4 separate regions of the Mus musculus genome follow, and regions 1, 2 and 3 are each linked to region 4. A link is a loop called in an ENCODE intact Hi-C map of the cell type or tissue named here. Cell type or tissue: left cerebral cortex. All regions are shown on one strand. Region 1 has its middle 25 kb from the start of 2310015A10Rik. Region 2 overlaps Actn1 (actinin, alpha 1). Region 3 overlaps Actn1 (actinin, alpha 1). Region 4 holds the start of Mir1843a (microRNA 1843a).

Region 1 (5,000 bases), 230 kb before region 4:
CTCCCTGTCCTGATAGAAAAGTTCTGGCGCTTGGTTTGGTTTGATTTGGTTTTGGTTTTCAAGACAGGATTTCTCTGTGTAGCCCTGGTTGTCCTGTCCTGGAACTCCAGGCTGACCTCAGGCTCACAGAGATCTGCCTTCCTCTGCCTCCTGAGTGCTGGGATCAAAGGTGGGCACCACCTGACATAAAACAAATCTTTAAAAAAGGAAGAAGAGAAATTGTGAGAGGGAAAAAAAATGCTCAGGCAAAGGAGTCTGGGAGGGCCTTATGGGCATAGGGTGGGGTATGAAGAGTCCTTGCTGACCCTAGAAAGAATGATGTCCTCCTGGCATTTGGGAGCAAGTCATCTTGCAGGCCAGCCTCCTCTTTGGACACTATGCAACTGGAGCGGCCTCTGATCCCAGACCCACTCATGGACACATGGCTCCAGAATTATTCACCCTCTGCTCCCAGAGTTGAGTTTGCATATGAAACTTCCAATCTAACAACTGCCAAAGACAGGAGAGAGAGAGAGAGAGAGAGAGAGAGGGAGAGAGAGAGAGAGAGAGAGAGAGAGAGAGAGAGAGAGAGAGAGAGAGAGAGGTGCAACATGTAAAAAAGAATTGCAAACACACCGTTGGTATTTCTGCTCATTCTCTTATGCACAGCTTTCCTCCCTGGGCAGCCTCGGGAGCTGACTCTCTCTCTCTCTCTCTCTCTCTCTCTCTCTCTCTCTCTCTCTCTCTCACACACACACACACACACACACACACACACACACCTCATAGAAGCCTCACAGAGGCACAGGCCCTTCCCTAAGTCACAGGCCTTTGAAGCCCAGGTTCCTGAGCTGAGGGCCAGGGTTGGCAGGACCCAGTCACAGAGCCAATCCCTTCCCACACGGCTGAGACGGCTTAATCTTTGCTCCTCAAAGCTTGGGTCTGTCTTCCTCCAGTCCCTAAAGGACCAGACAGAGGCCTCAGAGGCCTTGAGCCTGGGAAACCATTAGGCCTGTGGCCACTGCCCAGGGGACTTCCTACCCTTGTCTTTGTGCCTTGCTCAGCTGAAAGTTCCCCAAATGTGGAATGACAGGACCATGAAGTGGCTGGCCTCCCTGTTGCCAACCTTCCCCAAAGTTGGCATGCTGCTGCCCTGACTTCTGAGGCCCTGAGAGAACCTGGGCTTACATTCATGGACTCCTTTCTCTGTGGAGAAGGCATCCTGTGAGCTCCCCACAGAGCAGACCCATGGTCACCAGGACTTAGCTCACAAACAGCCAGCCAGAGCTCTTCCCTGCTCCCTGGATGGTTCCTAGGAATCAGCTGCCCCAGGAGCTGATGCTAGCCCTGCAGCTCCACACCCCCCCACTCCCTCCCACTGCAGCCTATTCATGGCAGATGGGGCATTTGAGCCCAACAGACATGCTGTGCCGGACCATTAAGACCTTTGCCAGCAGCACAAAGGTGCCCCACATCACCAAGGTGCTAAATTCACATGAGGAGAACCATGTAATCACATGATCGAATGGCAGCAAGAAGCAGGCTCAGGACCCCTGATAAGAAGAAAAGAGGAGGGGGAAGGCATGTCAAGGAAGGGGGAGGGCGAGGAGGAGGCCACTGGAGAAATGACTCAGTGGATAAGAGCACTGGCTTTCCTTCCAGTGGACCCAGATTAGATCCCCAGCACCCACATGGTGGCTCGTAGCAGTCTGTAACTCCAGGTTCAGGAGCTCCAACCCTCTATTCTGGTCTTCTCAGAGGCACCGTATGCACACAGTGCACTTTATATATACATGCAGGCAAAACAAACATAAAGTTAAAAAAAAAATTCAGACAGGGTTACTGCTCTGTGTAGATCTGGTTGTCCTGGAATTCACTCTGTAAATGAGGCTGGCCTCAAACTTGGAGATCCGCTTGCCTCTGCCTTCCAAGTAAGTGCTGGGATTAAAGCCATGTGCCACCTCCATCTGGCAAATACACATTTTTAAAAAGAATATATGAGTCGGAGCTGGACAGATGGCTCAGCGGTTAAAAGCACTGACTGCTTTTCTGAAGGTCCTGAGTTCAAATCCCAGCAACCACATGGTGGCTTACAACCATCTGTAATGGGATCTTCTGGAGTGTCTGAGGTCAGCTACAGTGTACTCGTATAATATGTATATATGAAGAGAGAGAGAGAGAGAGAGATGACTATTTGAAAGTTCTTGTTTATGTCCAGAAAAAAGTCCCTTTTAGTAATGCTGAGTTTTTAATCTATGTTGTCTCAAAGTGTAGATATAAACTCGTTTAGATTGGTTATTGCGCCAACCTAGAACATTCAAGGGACAAATCCGTAGTCTGCCCCTCTTAAACCCACCCTCAGAATCTCTGGGACAGAGCCTAGGACCCTGCTTGTTTAAAATCCTGTTTAAATCTGAAGTTTCAGAACCATTACTAAGATGAACACATTTTGCTTTTTGGATCAGTGAGACCCCAGATGTGAGAAGTCAAGGCCTTAGGTCCTCGTCTCTTAAAATAAGGGTAAGAAGCTGGGCATAGCAGCTGACACCTTTAACCTCAGCATTCTGGAGGCAGAAGAAGGTGGATCTCTACGAGTTTAAGGCCAGCCTGGTCTACATTGTAAGTTCCAGGACAGCCAGGGCCATATGGAGGCCCTGTCTCAAAAACACCAAACATAAAATAGGATAATAATGATAAGTGTAAAGTTAGAGCAAGTGTAAAACACTTGTCTTAGACCAACATAAAGTAAGTGCTTAACGCTTGGTAGCCATTCTTTTCCTACTAATGGGCCTAGGTGCTTCTGTCGCCACTCTGTGCTACGGCTGTACATAGTCACTCACAATCCTGGGACCTGTTCTAAGTCCTCCAAATGGGTAGATTGGCTGCACTTTTCCATTCTATGAAAAGCTGTAATTTTACATCTGGCCACTAGAGGGCAGCATCTGCCTATCTTTTATTTTTAAATTGGTCATTTATTTTTATTCATTCATTCGTTTGCTTGGTTGGTTGTTTATTTAAACGGGGGTTTCTTTATGTAGCTCTAGCTAACCTAGAATCCCCCAGGTGGCTCAGGCTGACCTTGAACTTAAGAGCGAGCGCTAGACCTGCCTCTGACTTCCTAGTGCTGGGATTCTCTTTTATTTTTAAGTTATCTTTCTTATCTTAAAAAACACTTCTAAAACAGCATTTTCTTCCCCAGTTGTGTGGAAGGCAAGCTGGCTGAGAATTACATAGGCTTCTCACTTTGCCGCAGCATTCCGCTGATGTGCACCCTCCTTCAAGAAGTCCTTTATGACTACTGTAACTTAAGATAAAGCCTACAAGTCCACACACAGCTTATTAAAATACAGTTTATATAATACCCTAAAATACTTTTCTTTAAAACCCAGTTTTCCCAATGCCTCGAATTATAAAGTAACAATTTTGTTCCTAAGCCTAGGGTCTCCCACACATGCCCAGTGACAGTTTACTGGTCATTGCAGTGCCACACAACTGCACACCAAAATACCCCCCCACTTTCTGTCTGCACAGGCTACCATTCTCCACCCTTCCAGCTGGGGTATGTGTGGAAAAATATACAGGAAGCCTCGGGGGAGGTGGGGTGGTAGCTCCTTCTAGACTCTCAGGGTTCCCACCTCAACCAGGCTCCAGGAATGGCTTCCCACCCTGCAGAATCAAACCATTCTAGCACTTGGAAGGACTGGGTTCCCATCTCAGGAGCTAGACAGAGGTTCCCAGTGATAGCCACTCTCCAAGCAGAACCTGGAGAATGGTCAATATGTCCATTTGGGCATCCACCACTACATGAGGTCTATGTGGGAGGTTAAGAGGCAGACATGGAAAGAGAATGAGGGACAGACAGGTAGCCAGCCAGTGGTGGATAATGGTGAGCTATGAGCTACCACAGTAGACAGCTGGACTGGACTATGAATAGGGACACAGTGAGAAACCAACCAATCCCTGATGTAAGCACGTGGAGGCACTCATACCCCATCCCTGAAGGAGCCTGCTGGTCCTCAGACTGGGTGTCTTCTGTGCTCCCCTATGGGCCTGTACGAAGGTACAGGCGTTGTGGTAGCAGCTGGAGGCTCCCTATAGCTGTCCACCCAGTCCCAGCTCCCCTTTCCTCCAGCCACAGCCTCTGGCCCAGGACAGAAATCCCTTCATCCCCCGTCACTGTGGGTATCTGTGGTACATGCTGGCCTTTGAACATCTTTTGGCTGCTTGCAGAGCCCTAAGATGTTGCCGTGAATCCACGTGGCTGGGATGGGGCTGCACACCCCACTGTAAGATGTGCACAGGACCTAAGTGAGGCCAAGCCTACAAGCAAATCCTATGCTCTGTTTGGGGTTGCCTTATTGCATGCCCACAGTGGATATCACTCCCCTCACCCCCATGTGTTTCTTTACTAGCCATGGAAAGTTGGGGAAGCTAGAGTTAGCAGCTGCCATCTTGCCACCTTGGGGAGAGAGGTATTTGAGAATGGGGTCAAACCAGAGAGAATGAAACCCTGCTCTGTTGCTTGACTCCTGCCTGAGCATTATGGGAAACCAGCATTACCCTGATACATCAGTTATTTAAGCCAGTAAACGGTCCTGGCTTCACCAGCTTTGGTTAGGATTCTAACCGGTGATTATAGAGTGTCACAGCTGTCACTGGGTTGGGCCATTGATGAACTATTTTATCATCTGGTCCTGATCTTCTATGAAACCCAAAGACTCCTGCTGGCTCTCTTCTATCCTCTCACTTGCTTTGGCTTCAAACTTTGCTATTGTGTAGCGTGCATTGAGCTTTCCAGGAGATGGGGTTAGCTCTGCCATAGCCTACCTACTGGTAGGTTAGAAACACACTCCAGGTCCCCACTTGTCAACAGAAAGGTCCGGGCTGGGCTGTCAGGCCTCTCCACGCAGCCATTTTCTTTCCCTTCGTGTTTGAATTTGGCCAAGCTAATGAAGTCTCTAACCAACCCAGTGTTTCTCAACCTGTGGGTTAAAGGACCCTCTTACAGGGGTTGCCTAAGA
Region 2 (5,000 bases), 220 kb before region 4:
ACCAGCCACCAAGTAAAGGCTCTTGCCACCAAGCCTGTTAATCTGAGTTTGATCCCTGGAACCCACGTGCTGGAGGAAAGAGCCAACTCCAAGTTATCCTGTGACCTCCTGATTTGCTGCGGTATACACACGACCCCTGTCCTCCAGTAAACAAATGCTTAAAAAAAAATTTTTTTAAAGCCCTGCTAAGGACATAGACTACCCACACCTTTAGAAACTGGAGCATCAGAATGCTTGTATCCTGGGTCTGAAAAACTTTCAGTTAAAAGACTTTCTTCCCCCAAAGCCTACATTTATCTTAAGATAATTTGCATAAAAATAGCTAAAAACAAATATCTCTGCCCTCTCAAGGTTTTGAAACCAGGACCACCCTACTACTAGTGCTTTCTCCACAGACATAGATTATCTTCCACGATTCCTACTTTTTTAAGGGTAAATGCATAAGTTTCCCAAGGTAAGAGCCAATCCCTCACCTAGGATATCCTCAGTGGCCCAGAGGCCAGACCAGACTGAGAGCTCAAGAATGTCCCCTGAACCAATCCCTACAAGGTTTCACCATAGACTTCTCTAGCTTAGCCCAGAAAGTTCAGATGGCTTTAGTCCCCCTAAATGCAGTTAATACTAAGGATTATCCTATTTAAAGAAAAAAATCTTAAATGTATTTCTTTAGTGTGTGCGAGCATGTGTGTGCACATCCACGTGTCAGATGACCACTTTTGAGAGCTGGTTCTCTTTACCATGTGGGTCTCAGGGATCAAACTTGGGCCTTCAGGCTTGGCGGTAGGGGCCTACCCATTGACCTACTTTCAAGTGATTCTCCCTTCTGAACAGAATCTTTAGATTGGCCACAGCCAACACTCATGCTCCATACCCATTTACCATCACTTTATAACAGCACCACTTAATGAATGGGAACCTGGCAAAGAGCCAGCCCACCATTTTCAGGAGGCACAGCCAGGGATTTTAAAACCGCCCCCAGGCAGAACTCCCCAACTCGACATATCTCTACTTGCAAAGTTATTTTAACCATGATCGCTCTTGCTCTGCTCTGTAGTCTTGGAAATTCTAACAACAGGCTCCCACCACCACCATATATTCTTAGACAACAAATGATAAATTGGAGCTTATCATCATATATGTTTGGATATGGGGGGAATGCTGGCAATCTGCATTGTCATTGAGTCCCTGCAATGACCAACAGCTACTATCTGTGGCACATTTTGGGGTCTCAAGGGATTGAATTCAGGGCCTGGCATAGGCTGGTTGTACACCCTGCCACCAAGCCCCAGTACTCTATGGAACACTTAGAGTAGGAAAGAGGACTACAACCCTGACACAATCCAAGCTGTCCCCTGCAGCAAAAACAAAATGGTCGGGGTCACAGAGAAGTCACAGACAGCCACAGAGAACCAAGAAAGCTGGGGGTTTTCGTCAGGGGCTCTTTCATGCGCTTGTTAGCTTTCCCCTGTACATAGAGGAGGCCATCTTCTCCTCTTAAAGAAGTGAGAATGTACCAAACCAGGCTCAGAAATCTAGAGGTGGGTGAGGACAGGTACCCCACACCATTCTTGACACAACCCACCCCCACTTCTGGAAGTCAGCCAAAGGAACAAGCAAAGTAATGTCACGGGAGTGTTGTTTTAATACAGTCTGTGCCAAGCAACATCATAATCTCCAAGTTTGTCCTATCTTTAATAGGCAATATTCAAAATTAAAAAACATAACAACTCTGCAGTCATAAAACAGGCCAGCCACACTTTTGAAGAGACTGAAAAATGAGAAGCCATGAATTATCTTCTTTGAAAAGCAGCCATTTCAAAAGGTTTTCTTTAATATCATAAAATATTCTCATGGACAAGTGAGCTAGCAAACACACATGCACCAATGTGCCTCTGATGAGAGTACCCACCTACCCCACCCCCAAGTGGGCATGAAATTAGAGAAATGAATACAGCAGACAGAACAGGTAGGAGGAAAAAACTTCAGTAAAAAGAATGGAATATAACTTTGTGCTTGGTTATTTTCCTATGTCACAACAAAAACATTTCGGTGCAAATAGTTAATTTTTCCTCTTTTCCATTTAAGACTGGTGGAGAAAAAAATACTTTTTTTTTTATAATAAAATATGTAGTTTTTTGTTTGTTTTTTTTTTTCTTTTTAAAATTTTTTTTTAACGTAACTTTTTTTTTATCCTTTTTTGCAGAAAATAATTTTGTAAACTGTCACTTTGTGGGCAGGGAGGCTTGATGCCGCCTGGGTCGGAGCTCTGCCCCCTTGGTGGCTGAGCTGAAAATAATGAACCCAGCCAGCCAGACTGGGCGGAGGAGGAGGAGGAGCAGGGTGGGGCGCACGCGCAGAAGGCCGGGGGTGGGGGGGTGGTGGAGGGAGGCAGGGGCGGGTTAGAGGTCGCTCTCGCCATACAGTGCCGTGGAGAAGGACATGTAGTCTAAAGCACCGGGCACGGAGTCGGGGCCCGCGTAGGGGGCCATTCTTGCGATGCAGTACTCGGCTTGGTCAGGGGGCAGCTCACGGCGCAGCTCATCCTCTGTGATGTAATTCTGCGGAGAAAGCATGGTCAGGGTCGGAAACCTCGGCAGCGGCCGGAAAGCAACGCGGCGTTGCCGCAACTATTAGGTCGTAAACTTGCCGGGAATGTTAAGTACCCGTGTTCTAATTTCCTCGCTCTACTTGATCTGTAGAATACGTGCGTGCATACATATAACAGAGACATCCGTGTGTATGTACATATATATATTTAAGTGCATATTATATATTTACAAGTAATATATCACTTGTATATGGTATTTTAAACACGTCACGTTTTCCATTTTAGTATCTACTTCAACTTCCTTCCAAACCTATTTCACTCGGACTTTTTCATTCATCCTACCGATTTACAGTAACCACCCACTGTCTCAGCGTCAGCACATCCTACCTTATCTCCAGCCAGGATCTTGAAGGAAGCCATGACCTGATCTGCAGTATCAGTATCTGCCGTCTCTCGGGACATAAAGTCGATGAAGGCCTGGAACGTCACTACCCCCAAGCGGTTGGGGTCTACAATGCTCATGATTCGGGCAAACTCTGCCTCTCCCTGGAGGAGACAACCAACCCACACCTGTCACCCTAACGGCCTACTGGGGCATCTCAAGTGTACCTCCAGCTCCAAGTTGCCTATGGTTGGAACAGGAGGCACAACAGACATCTGATCTGGCTTGGGTTGCCCCAGGGTGAGAAAGTGACCCAAACGTTGTGAGTCTCAGGACTTCCCACCCCCTGCAGAGCTCTGGGTTTCACTTACAGAAAATGATGGGTAGTATTAATTATAATGACGATAACTTCAACAATGGCTAACTAACACTCATACAGCATGTATTATATAGGCCAGCTAATATTCTAAATTCATCTTATCATCACAACTGAATAAAATCATAGTATTCCCATTGTATGGGAAATCTGAGGCCCAGACAGGGTAAGTGACTTACCCAAGGTCACATGGCTAGGAGGTAGGGAGCTAGGATTAGGACGCAGGCAGTCTAGCTCCAACATATGCTGTTTCCTTAACATGACAAGTGTGCCAGACAAGTACGCAGTCCTTGTGATCACTTTATTTAACTCTTACAACCACGTTGTGAGGTTTCCTCACTACATCTGAGACCACAAGCTTTGATAGCAATGTGGAATTTACGGAGTATACTTCTAGTCTAGCCTTTAACCCTGCTGGGCATCCCATGGGCTCTGTACTTGGTTCAGTGGACACCTGTCTATCCAGCTAAGGTCCTATCCAGCTCAGCTGGATGCAGAGGGGACAAAACAAGGTTAGCGAGAGGCCTGGGTCAAGACCGAGTGGTGGCAGGTCTGGATGGAGCTACTACCAGGGCAGAAGTATAAACCACCATTGTCATGTAAGACAAAGTAGAATTATCATTCTATAAACCTTGGGGTTGGCCGTCCACAGCTGGTGTTCACTGTGGGAGTGAAAAAGCCCTTTCTCCACAGAAAGTACCATAAGATAAACTGGTTCAGAGACCATGATGAGGAGGCTAAGCCTCCCAGCCACACCCTGGCCCCATGGGTGGTCTGGTTTTCAGGTGCCATCTTCCCCAAGGATGGCCATAAGGGACTCCCCCGAGGAGGGCAGTTCTAACCTAAGAGCCTTTGTCCACCATTACTAAGACTTAGCTTCTCCAGTCAGGTGGCTGCCTCCCGGCCAAGGCAACTTTAGAAAGCCTGGCAGGCGGAGGAGGGGGTTTACGTTACCATGTTGTAACCCATGGAGATAAGGCAGGCGCGGAAATCGTCTGTGTCCATCATGCCCGTCTTCTTCTGTAGGGCAGTGGCGCCAAGACACAGGAGGGACAGACAGGTGGGAGGAGGAGGGGCCAGCCAGAGGCCAGGAAGACAGTGGAAAGGAATGACCCAGTTTATGGTACGAAGAATAGGAGTAGCCGAAGAATGTAGGAGGAACATGTTGAAGGAGGTCAGAGCAAAGAAATGCAGAAGTCCAGTCCACAGATGAGATGTGGCGAGGGAGAGGAGGCGGACACCCAAGCAGGTTCCCAGGAAAGATAGCCGAAGGCAGAGGTCAGAAGTCAGAGGAACCGGACAGTGGGCAGGCAGGGAGAGCAGAAGAGGATGAGCCCCGTGGCCCACAGGAAGGGGGACAGGGAGAGTCAGACAGAGAGAGAAGAAAAAAAGGAGAAATGCGTTATTTCTCGCCCCGGAGGCCACCCTTGAGCGTGCTCCATGCAGGAGGCGAGTACCTGGGGGTCGTTGCCAATATCATAACCCAAGCTGATGAGGCAGGCTTTGAACTCTTCGGGACCCAACGTGCCGGAGTGATCCTGGGGCCGTGGTGCGCCAGGCAGCGAGCCATGCGGTGCCAGGGAAGAGGAGGCCGTGAGGGGGGTGGGGGAGGGTGGGCCATGCCCCGGGGTGGAAGGTGGTGTGTGTGGGGAGACACGGGGACAAAGGCATGCGGATGGATGGAGAGGGTGGAG
Region 3 (5,000 bases), 190 kb before region 4:
CAGCTCAAAAGCTTAAATAAAACTGAGGGGGCAACACAAGAAACCAAACCTGCAGTGCCTGCCAGGGACACAGGGACAAAAAATGTCTCTCTGGATAAGAGATGTTTTATATCATGAATTAATACAGTTACTGTATGACACCAGAAGTAAGGGAAAGGAGAAACCTTGCATACCATTGCTCAAACACGGCCACCTTAGTGCTGGTGGTAGCTTTATAGGTGGACTATATACGTGCAAAGGGACCCGGGATGTGCACGCTGGGTAACAGAAAAAGCATTTTCCTGCTTGCTTCTGGATGGGGCTCAGTGTAGCTGGTCCATAAGGCCAACAACTTTCAGGCTGGACACTGGGGTCCCAGAAGTGGTCCCGTTCTGTCTTCCCTCAGCTCGTCTCCACCCACTAGGGACCAGTCATTGAGCAAGAGAGGACAGCATGAGATCAAATGAGCACAAGTACCTTTCGAAGCTTTCCATAGTCAATCAACTCGGGCCGGTGTCGGTGGATCAAGGCACAGAAACCAAGACCATCTTTCCAACTGTCCAGGGAGAGAGTGGGGGAGGAACATGACTTCTGATGTTTATTATGCAACCCTTTGAAGTAGGATTTAGAAGACAGGGAAGGGAAGGGAGACTTTCTGCCTGCCACATTCCCAGGGATTAGGGTCAAGGTTTTCTGAGTGGTTGGCAAGTCGAGATGAACCCACCACACCCACCTACCCAACCCGTTCACTAAAGCCTTAGTCTGTTGATCTGGAACCCTGGGCTTCCTGATACAATCTTGGGGGTCTTGACAGTGTCACAAATATCAACAGAGGTGTGATGGGCAGCAGTCAGGTCCAAGACACCACAGGGAGGGATGGCAGATTCAAAGGGACATACCCTTCCCAAGAAGACGCCCCCTCCCCCCCACCAACTCTCTTCCAACCAAGGGTGGGGCAGGGGAGGCCTTGAGGAGACAGGCCAGCCTCCTCCTGGCTGCAGCACTCACCTGATGTGGAAGTTTTGGATGTTGACATTTTTATATGGGGCTGTCTTCCTCTGACACCACAGGAGTAACCCTTCTTTAGCTGAAGTCTCTGTGGAAAGAGGGTGGAGGAAGGAGGTCGGTGGGCTGACCCAGGGGAGGGAGGACACTGCTCATAAGAGGCCCTACAGGAACCTCAAGAGCTCAATTCCATTGTTACGAGGCAGGAGGAAGTCTAGGCCGCCATGTCTATTTGTTGGGCAAAGTTGGAAAAGTTATTTAAGAAACAAAAAAAAAAAAAAGCAAGCCACTCACACCATAGACTAAAACGTCCAGGCAGCAGCAGCTTTCTGAGGCTATCTGCCTAACTCCCTTCTATTCAAGAGATGACTGTAATATAAGGTAAGTCAGCAACTGGTGGCTGTCCCAAGGACAGCTGTAAGCGCCCGTGAAGCTTACATGACCAGAAGCCCCTTGACAGGGTGAGCGTGGAGAACCAGGAAGAAAGGATGCCTGTCCAGGCTCGGCTGAAACATGGCTTCTTCCTGTTACTGCACTGATCTGGCTCTGGTGCCCTGTCATTGTATGTGGATCGGGCAGGTATCTGAAAAGCCAGGCACCCAAGGGGATGGTGAACTACCAGCTCCAAGGCTTCAGGCTGCACTGCCCCCGTGTGTTCAGATCTGTGAACTGCAGGTGGTGGCCTTTACTACTAGTGGTGTTCCCGAGTGACCTCACATATTTAATTTATAAAATGGACTTTTAAAATAATGTTAAAGAATCAGCACAAATACCGGGCATGGTGGCGCACACCTTTAATCACAGCACTCGGGAGGCAGAGGCAGGCGGATTTCTGAGTTCGAGGCCAGCCTGGTCTACAGAGTGAGTTCCAGGACAGCCAGGGCTATACAGAGAAACCCTGTCTCAAAAAAAAAAAAAAAAAAAAAAAAAAAAAAAAAAAAAAGAATCAGCACAAAGGTTATAATGATTCAAGTACAAACAACCAATTATAAAATTGGCATGGGAGCCAGGTGTGTGCGGCACACCTTTAATCCTAGCACTCTAGAGGCAGAGGCAGAGGCAGGTAGATCTCTTGGGGTTCAAGGGGAGCCTGGTCTACACAGCAGCTTCCAGGCTAACCAGAGGTACATGGTGAGATCTACTTATGAGTTGGCATGGGGCTAGAGAAGTGGCTCAGTGCCCTTGCAGGGAACCTGAGTTGGGTTCTTAGCACCCATGTTAGAATAGCTCACAATTGCCTATAACACCAGCTCCAGGAGCCAATGCGTCTGGCCCTCTGAGGGCACCAGCACCCACCTGTATAACCACACACAGATGCATATGCATATACATATACATATAAAATAAATCTTTATGGGACTGAAGAGATGGCTCGGTGGTTAAGAGTGCTTGTTGCTCTTACAGGATTCATGTTCGGTTGCCAGCACTCACATCTGGGAAGCTGAAAACTGTAATCCCAGTGTCAGGAGATCCAATGCCCACTTCTGGATGCTGGGGCACAAGGCACACACACAATATGCAGGCACACATTCAGGTAAAAACACCCATACACATAAAAAATTAAATCTGTATATTTTAAAAGCATTTTATCTCAATCTCATCGTTTAAAAAGGTGTGGTTTTATTGTATGTATATATCATGTACATAGAAAAGTCTGAACAGTATGTGATATAAGCAGAATATCAGGCACAAAGCTTTTTTAAAAGGCTGAGTAAGGAATACAGAGAGATTGCTCTCTCATACCAGGGCAACCTGTGCACATCTGGAAGGTAGCCACCAGGGGGAGCAATGAACGCATCAGTGGGCATGGGGCTCCCCTCACTTTCCTAAGTTCTGTTTCTTATCCTTTGCCACTAAGGGCCCAAGTGAGGCTTTTAGACACTTAACCACAACAGCCTTGGCATTCTCAAAGCCAGAAATGCCGCTGGGCTGACATACTTTTGGGGGTTATTTGAAATCATATGAGGGAGTTCTGGATGGGCCTAGAGAGAGGAAGACAGGGTAGGGAAGGCAGGGGGAGAAGAGTTTGAGAAGGGACAGAACAAAGCAGAAACCCACCTTCCACGGAGATGTCCTGGATGGCAAAGCGGAGAATGATGGTCCAGATCATGCCCAGGGTCATCTTCACATTCCCATCCACAATTTCTACAGAAAACAGTGGCAGGACACGTTAGGTGGATCGCAGCAAGCCAGACAGTGCCATGTCACGCCACTTAGACGTCAAACATCACAAACCGCCCATTTCCAGGAGGGAAAAAAAAATTACTGACATATTCATTCATGTGTTTATTTGCGCAAGGGATTAAACTCACACACATCACACCTAGCACACACAGATCTCACCGCTCCTAAGCCACACCCAGCTCCACACAGACACTTTGATTGGCCAGGAGAGGTTACTTGAGGTGTGAGGGAGGGACAGGTGATTCTCTTGAGACAGTGTATTCATCAGGAAGGATGCTGTACACCCGGAACCATGGTCACCCAGTCTGAGGATAGGAGGGGATGGATTTCTAAGCCCTCACGTAGGTGGGGAGGGGGAGGTCGATGAAATGGGGTCTGTGAACAATCACAGCTCTCAAAATAGCCACTCCCGCAGAGAGCTGGAGGGAAAAGAAAGCTACACACGTCCATTTTAAGAGGTGCCATTTACAACCCTCTGATTGGTCAACCTCAAGATGCCCTAAGTTTTAAAATAGATTTTTGTTTTAAAACGCACTCAAGATGACAGCTCAGACACCCTGCCATATTTAGTACTTGCACTTTTCAACAAATTCTATCACATTTTCCTTTCTTTCTTTTCTCTCTCTCTCCCTCCCTCCCTTCCTTTCTTTCCATTTTTTTTTTCTTGATTTCTAGGCTTGGTTTCAAGAATAAAAATATAAATCAAGACTAGAGAGATGGCTCAGGCGTTAAGAGCAGTGGCTGCTCTTCTAGAGGACCCAGTTTGGTTCCCAGCATCCACACAAGGCAGCTCACAACCATCTGCAATTCCAGTTCCAGGGGATCCAGCGCCCTCTTCTGGCCTCTGCAGGTAAGCACATGGTGCACAGACCTTCATATAGGCAAACACATATGAAATAAAAGTAAGGACAACTTAAAACAAATGAAAACTATAATTTAGCCTAAGCCACAGAGCTGTTTCAGTCTTGTGGGCTGAAAGGTGAGGCTCAGCTGAAGCTTCTTAATCCAAACCAGTTTGCAGAACAGGACAGTAAGCCGCAGGCCCATGGCAAGCTGCTCTCAGTGAAGAACAAAGTATCTGAGGGATGTCTTACTTATTCTCCTCCACAATACACTAGTGTGCTGGGCAAAGGAACACCAGTGTTCACTTGGGACACAAAGCATGTTGTAACTTGTTAACAGAGCCACAGATAGTGACGGGCCACAGGCTCATGTCAGAGTCCCAGACAGCTGTGGTGGGAGACAACTGTTTCCCCTTCAGGACAGTCAGCCCGAGCTCTGCAGGAACTACTACAGGGGAGGCATTAGATGAGTCTGTAAAGCTGGGGTGGGTGGGGGGGGGTCACGTACCCAGGCTGGCCTATTGCTCCTCCTGCTTCCACCTCCCAAAGGCTGGGATTACAGGTGTGTGTTACCAAGCCCCACCTCATAATGACCTTTGTAAAAGACAGCTTTCATCTACAACAGCTCATAGGTCTTGACCCCTTTAGGGGTCAGACTATTCTTTTACAGGGGTCATATATCAGCTATCCTGCATGCCAGATATTTACAATTCATAACAGTAGCAAAAAGCACAGCTATGAAGTGGCAACAAAAATAATTTTATGCCTGGGGGGGTGGTCACCACAACCAGAGGAACCCTATTAGAGGGTTGCAGCATTAGGAGGGTTGAGAACCATTGATCTACAACCTCCAGTACTTTGTCATCCGTACCGCTAAAAAGGTTTACATTGATATGCACAGAGTCTAAGCTCTCATCGGTAAACAGGCGAGAGAGACATGAATAAATACAGAACATGAAATCAGCTATCATGTCCCCAGACATTATTACA
Region 4 (5,000 bases):
CTTTAATCCCAGTACTCAGGGTTGACTGAAGCAGGGGGATTACTAAGAAGTTGAGGCCAGCTTGGTGAACAAGATGAAATTTTGTCTAAAAACAAAAGATATCCTTACGCCTCCTTACCACAAGCTTTGTGAAAGAGATCATGTGTGAATCTGTTCCACATAACTTCAGCCCTGACCTTAGGGTAAAAGCTAAAGCTAAGGAAAGGCTAGTCAGTGGATAATGGGGGGGAGGGGGCGGGTGGAGGTTGAGATGGAAGTTGCTACTAGCACCAGGGATGGTACAGGAGCAGGGAGGAAGATCTGAAGTTCGGAAGGTGGAGGAGATCTGAAGGAGGTGCACACACAGCCCTAGGTGACAAGACCACAGAACAGGGGAAAAAGCAAAAGGGGAAGGGGCTGGAAGATTCCAAGCAGGAAAGGATCAGAAAACAATATTCGCAATTGGATAGCTTCTGAGAACTTTTAGGGGAAAACCCCTGAAATGAAAGAAGACCAAGAGGTCACAGAGTATGGCGAGTGAGACAGGATGATGCAGGAGGAGATGTGCTTCATACAGGAGCCACTCGCCAAGAATGAGTCGCTCTGGCTGACAGTGTGATTGCCATGGTTTCCAGATTCTTTTTATATCTTTGTAATAAATGCATTTTATGCAGCTTCCCAGTACACCCACATTTATGACACAAATCACCATTACATGCAATGCAACACTTTGTATTTTACTTATTTTTATATTTAACAAATTCTGTATGACCATCCCGAATGATTTCATGCTGTACTAGATTATCAAAAGAATTTGCAACTAAACTTCCTTGCTTCCATCCTTTTGTTTTAATTTTTAAATTTTTATTAATTTTATAGTTATGAGTGTTTGCCTGCTCGTATGTCTGTGTGCATGTGTGCAATGTCAGAGGTGGCCTGAGGTAGGAGGCAGGTCCCTTGGGACTGACTTACAAATGGTTGGTTTGTAAGTCACCATGTGTGTGCTGGGAACAGAAGCCAGTAATAAACAGTGGTTTGAATATATTATCTAAAAGATCAAGATAGCAGTCTATAAAAGTCTTGACTTAGAGTATAAAAATAAAAATTTTAAAAATCCTAAACTAGGTGAGGTGCCATGCCTTTAATCCCAGCACTGGAAAGGCAGAGGAAGGCAGATTTATACTAGTTTAAAGCCATCTGGGACTACATAGTAAGTTCTAGGGCAGTCAAGGTTACAGATTGAGACTCTGTCTTTTTTTTTTTTAAAGATTTATTTATTTGTTTTATTTATATGAGTACACTGCAGATGTCTTCAGACACACACTAGAAGAGTGCATCGCATCCCATTTCAGATGGCTGTGAGCCACCATGTGGTTGCTGGGAATTGAACTCAGGACTTCCAGAAAGAGCAGTCAGTGTTCCTAACCGCTGAGCCATCTCTCTAGCCCGAAGACCTTGTCTGTCTGTCTGTCTGTCTGTCTGTCTTTTATTTATCTATTTATATTCACTTTACATCTTGCTCACTGCCCCCCCCCAAGTCACCCCTTCCTACAATCCTTCCCCATCCCCTCTTCCCCTTCTCTTGAGAAGGTGCAGGCCCCCTTGCCCCCCCCCCCGCGCCGTATCCCCTCACCCTGCACATCAAGGTGAGACCCTGTCTTTAAAAGTTTCACACAGCTCCTGACATTTGCCTGTCCAGTAAGTTCAAAGCTATCTTTAAGGGAGAGGCTTCAGGGAAGCACTGTGGTGAAGGCCTAAAATACTAACACTCAAAAATTAAGCAGGAAGATCACAAGTTCAAGGCCAGCCTGAGCTACATACAGTTCAATTACAGTGAATAAAAAAATAAAATCTGTCTCAAATAAAACCAAACCAAACACCCCCTGCCCCAAATCCACAAAGAGCAGGGAAGGGACTGGAGAGATGCCCGGTACTGAGGAGTATATGTAGCTCTGAGGGCCTGGGTTCAGTTTCCAATACCCACAAGGTGGCTAACAAATACCACAAACGAGGATAGGTAACTCTAGTTCCAGAGGATCTGATGTCCTCTTCTGGCCTCCACCAGAGCTAGCACCAGCCATGCACGTGGTACTTGCAGGCAAAGCACACACATAAAATAAGTCTTTAAAAAGACAGATACTATAGAGACGGCTAAGGGAGCAAAGTACTGCTGGGTAAGCCTGACCGTCTGAGCTGGATCCCTGGAGTCCACAGAGGCAGCGGACAAGAAACCTACTTCACAGTGCTGTCCTCTGACCATAGGTCTGTGAGCTTAAAAGAAAATCCAACCTCTCTCGGCAACCACAGACACCTTCCACTATTGGAGAAAAGCCAAGTTGCTAAAATTGCGTATAGAATATTTACTTAAAGGCAGTAGCTCATACATAGGTCTCACTCTAGACCTGTGGTTCTTACCTGTGGGTTGTGAACGCTTTAGTAAACCTCCATCTCCACAAACATTTACATTACGATTCATAACAGTAGCAAAATTATAATTGTGAAGTAGCAATGAAAATAATATCACGGTTGAGGTCACCACAACATGAGTAACTGGATTAAAGGGTCACAGCATTAGGAAGGTCGAGAACCACTGCTCTAGACCAACAGTTCAATCTCTGGGCACAAATTTCATTAGAGCACTTAAACCAAGCAACCTGATGCTTGATAATCATGAAGTCTAAAGGACATGTGAGCCTGGAGTCCTCCACCAATGAGCAAAACTGATTTCACAGTGCCACCTTGTGCCTTAAAGCTAGAAAGCAACTTTACTAGAATACCTGGCCTTGTCTCTTACATGAAAAGCCCAACAGGAATGTGTGTACCTCCCACTAAGGTCCCTGTTATTACACTTCGAACGTATGGACTGCTTGGCTGGAGAGGCTGAGACAAGAAGATTAGACTACATAGTCTTAATCCCACCCAAATCCTAAAAAGAACACTGAAAACAAACTATTTACATTTGACTATAGTTCTAAGCATTCACTCAACATTTACTAAGTTCCCATAATATCCCAGGTTCTATGCTACACACTAGAGATTAAAGATGCAAACAACATGGTCCTTTAAGATTCAGAAAAAAATCAAGAACTACAGAACAGATTAGCATGCCTCTTTCTGGGTAGTGACCCTTGCACCTGGGAAAGGACAGCAACTGGTTTCCCTGAGGACAAAACAGAGTCACTTAGTAAAATCCCCTCAGAGTAAGAGGAAATTTGACTCACTAGATACATATTTTGTGGCAACGCCATGGTAGGTGCTAAGAACACAAGGGGCAAGCTTTTAAAGATCTGCCAGGGAGGTCTAGTGAGGGAGTTTCCTCGGGTAGCTAGGAATTGAGCAGATGAACAACAAGGAGAGCGGTGTACACTAGGACAACTGTAGTTCTAGTACTTGGGAGGCTGGGGCACCATGAGTTCCAGGCCAGTCTGTGTTACAAAACAAGGCCCTGTAACAAAAATCAGAAAAAGGGGGATGGAGAGATGGGTCAGAACTTAAGAGCCACAGGCTGCTTTTATGGAGGACCTAAATTTGATTTCCAACATCCACATGATGGCTCATAACACCAGTAAATCTAGTTCCAGGAGATCCAATGACCTCTTCTGGTCTCTACAGGCACTAGGCACACACATGATGCAGATGCAAACGAATACGCATACGTATACAACAAAAGTTTTAATAAATCAAAAGAAAAGAGGACAAATCCTTGTGTTGTATCTAGAAGAAGAGAGACTGCACAGAAGGACAGGCTGCTTAAGCAGTTCTTCTTTTATTTTTCAATCTAGTGAAATAGGTTATTGATTAAAAATTATTTAAATTTTTATAGCATCATACACAATATATGTTCTGGGTATATAAATATGAACAAAGATAACCCCAACGAGCTATAAGACAACAGCAAAAATTGTTTAAGAATCTGCTGCTCTAAATACAAAATTCCAAGTAAAGAGGCAGTGTGGACAGCAACTATGGGAAGGAGGTGACAGCTATGACGGAGAGGCTGCTGGAACTTGAGGTGCCAGGCACGATTAGAGCAAGGAAACCTATGCGGGGCTCCAGGATTTCACCCAGAAAAACTGTAGGAGTGAGGACGGCATTAAGAAAAGCAATGGAGAATAGAACAGAGCGCTGGGGAGAAAGCAGGCGTTTAACAAATGTGCCAGTAGGTAGGAAAGAGGAGAAGGGGAAGAGACCGGCTAGCTAAGTGTGGGGGCCACTCTTGTAGTGAGCACTTGGGAAGATGGCACAGGAGGACGGCCAGATATTGAGGCTACCTTGGGCTCCACAGTGATATTTGTCTCAAAATACAAAGAAGAGAAGGGAAGACAGAAGGACTAGGGAAGAGAGGGAAGGAAAAGGAAGAGGAGCTGACTAGCTAGCCCCTAAGTAGAGCTATTCGATGAGGAGGTCTGCTCTTTGCTGTTTTTTTTCTACTGTTCCATCTAAGCTCCTGGGTCCTCCTAATCCTGATCTCTCTTTGTCCCTTCATCAGCTCTCTACACAGTTAATGAGGCTGTTGTGAGCACTGGACTCACAGGGAATAAGGTAAATACTCAATGAAGTAATAGTCTTCCACTTATTTTCCTAACAGAGTAGTAACTTCAGTTTATTTCCTTTTTGTAAGATAGTACATTTAATCAGCAGAGATCCTAAACAAACTAATAAGGAAATCAGTAAGTAGAGTGAGAGTCTAAGGTTGTATGGAGGTGAACGATCAGACTCAGCCAGCTATTCTAAGTCAGACAGAGACCTCCATATTCATGTAGGACCGCTGCCTTCTGCAAACAAAGGCATTTTCTCCTTTGTCTACATGGTTGGTTTTGCAGCTTCCAGTTTGAATTCCTTTTGGTCAAACTTATTGACCAAACTTATTGTCCCTTAGATAGGCTAGAGATATACCTCTTTCGCATGTCTATGTAGTGTGATACCCTGGAGTTGATCCTCAGCACCACACATTCAAACACAGCAGTTAACATGATACACTACTATGTATTAACTCTACATGTACCTAGTTGAATATGTTA

What was found. A loop is a pair of places that touch in the nucleus more often than their neighbours do. Peaks named below come from ENCODE experiments on the same cell type or tissue, not always from the same donor. Only the 100,000 strongest peaks of a DNase experiment are listed, where the experiment ranks them.
Region 1: it touches region 4 in a loop (5-fold over the local background); 22 of 42 quality-filtered maps call a loop at or near these places.
Region 2: a loop joins it to region 4, with 3 times the contacts of the local background. A loop is called at or near these places in 25 of 42 quality-filtered maps.
Region 3: it touches region 4 in a loop (5-fold over the local background); 28 of 42 quality-filtered maps call a loop at or near these places.

The regions. Positions count from the first base shown.
Region 1 is chr12:80,155,038-80,160,037 of GRCm38, forward strand. No RefSeq gene overlaps it. Among named protein-coding and RNA genes, the nearest start is that of 2310015A10Rik, 25 kb to the left of the region's middle. In left cerebral cortex, a CTCF peak has its summit at 2,899 (motif pointing right); a DNase peak (open chromatin) is centred at 2,905.
Region 2 is chr12:80,165,923-80,170,922 of GRCm38, forward strand. It overlaps Actn1 (actinin, alpha 1), which reads right to left. Exons shown (of 21, transcript NM_134156.3): 19 at 4,764-4,844; 20 at 2,936-3,094; 21 at 1,620-2,558. The coding sequence ends at 2,400. Among named protein-coding and RNA genes, the nearest start is that of 2310015A10Rik, 36 kb to the left of the region's middle. In left cerebral cortex, CTCF peaks have their summits at 2,268 and 2,515; DNase peaks (open chromatin) are centred at 962, 2,362, 2,552 and 2,928; H3K4me3 peaks cover 1,080 bases; H3K27ac peaks cover 1,109 bases.
Region 3 is chr12:80,195,939-80,200,938 of GRCm38, forward strand. Actn1 (actinin, alpha 1) reads right to left here. Exons shown (of 21, transcript NM_134156.3): 4 at 3,043-3,129; 5 at 988-1,075; 6 at 457-535. Among named protein-coding and RNA genes, the nearest start is that of Actn1, 62 kb to the right of the region's middle. In left cerebral cortex, CTCF peaks have their summits at 1,643, 2,758 (motif pointing right) and 4,005 (motif pointing left); DNase peaks (open chromatin) are centred at 1,631 and 2,776.
Region 4 is chr12:80,386,942-80,391,941 of GRCm38, forward strand. All of the region lies in intron 5 of Dcaf5 (DDB1 and CUL4 associated factor 5), which reads right to left. It overlaps Mir1843a (microRNA 1843a), which reads right to left and starts at 4,736; the gene lies at 4,672-4,736. It also overlaps Scarna3b. In left cerebral cortex, a CTCF peak has its summit at 2,724 (motif pointing left); DNase peaks (open chromatin) are centred at 593, 957, 2,147, 2,724 and 1 more place; H3K27ac peaks cover 3,136 bases.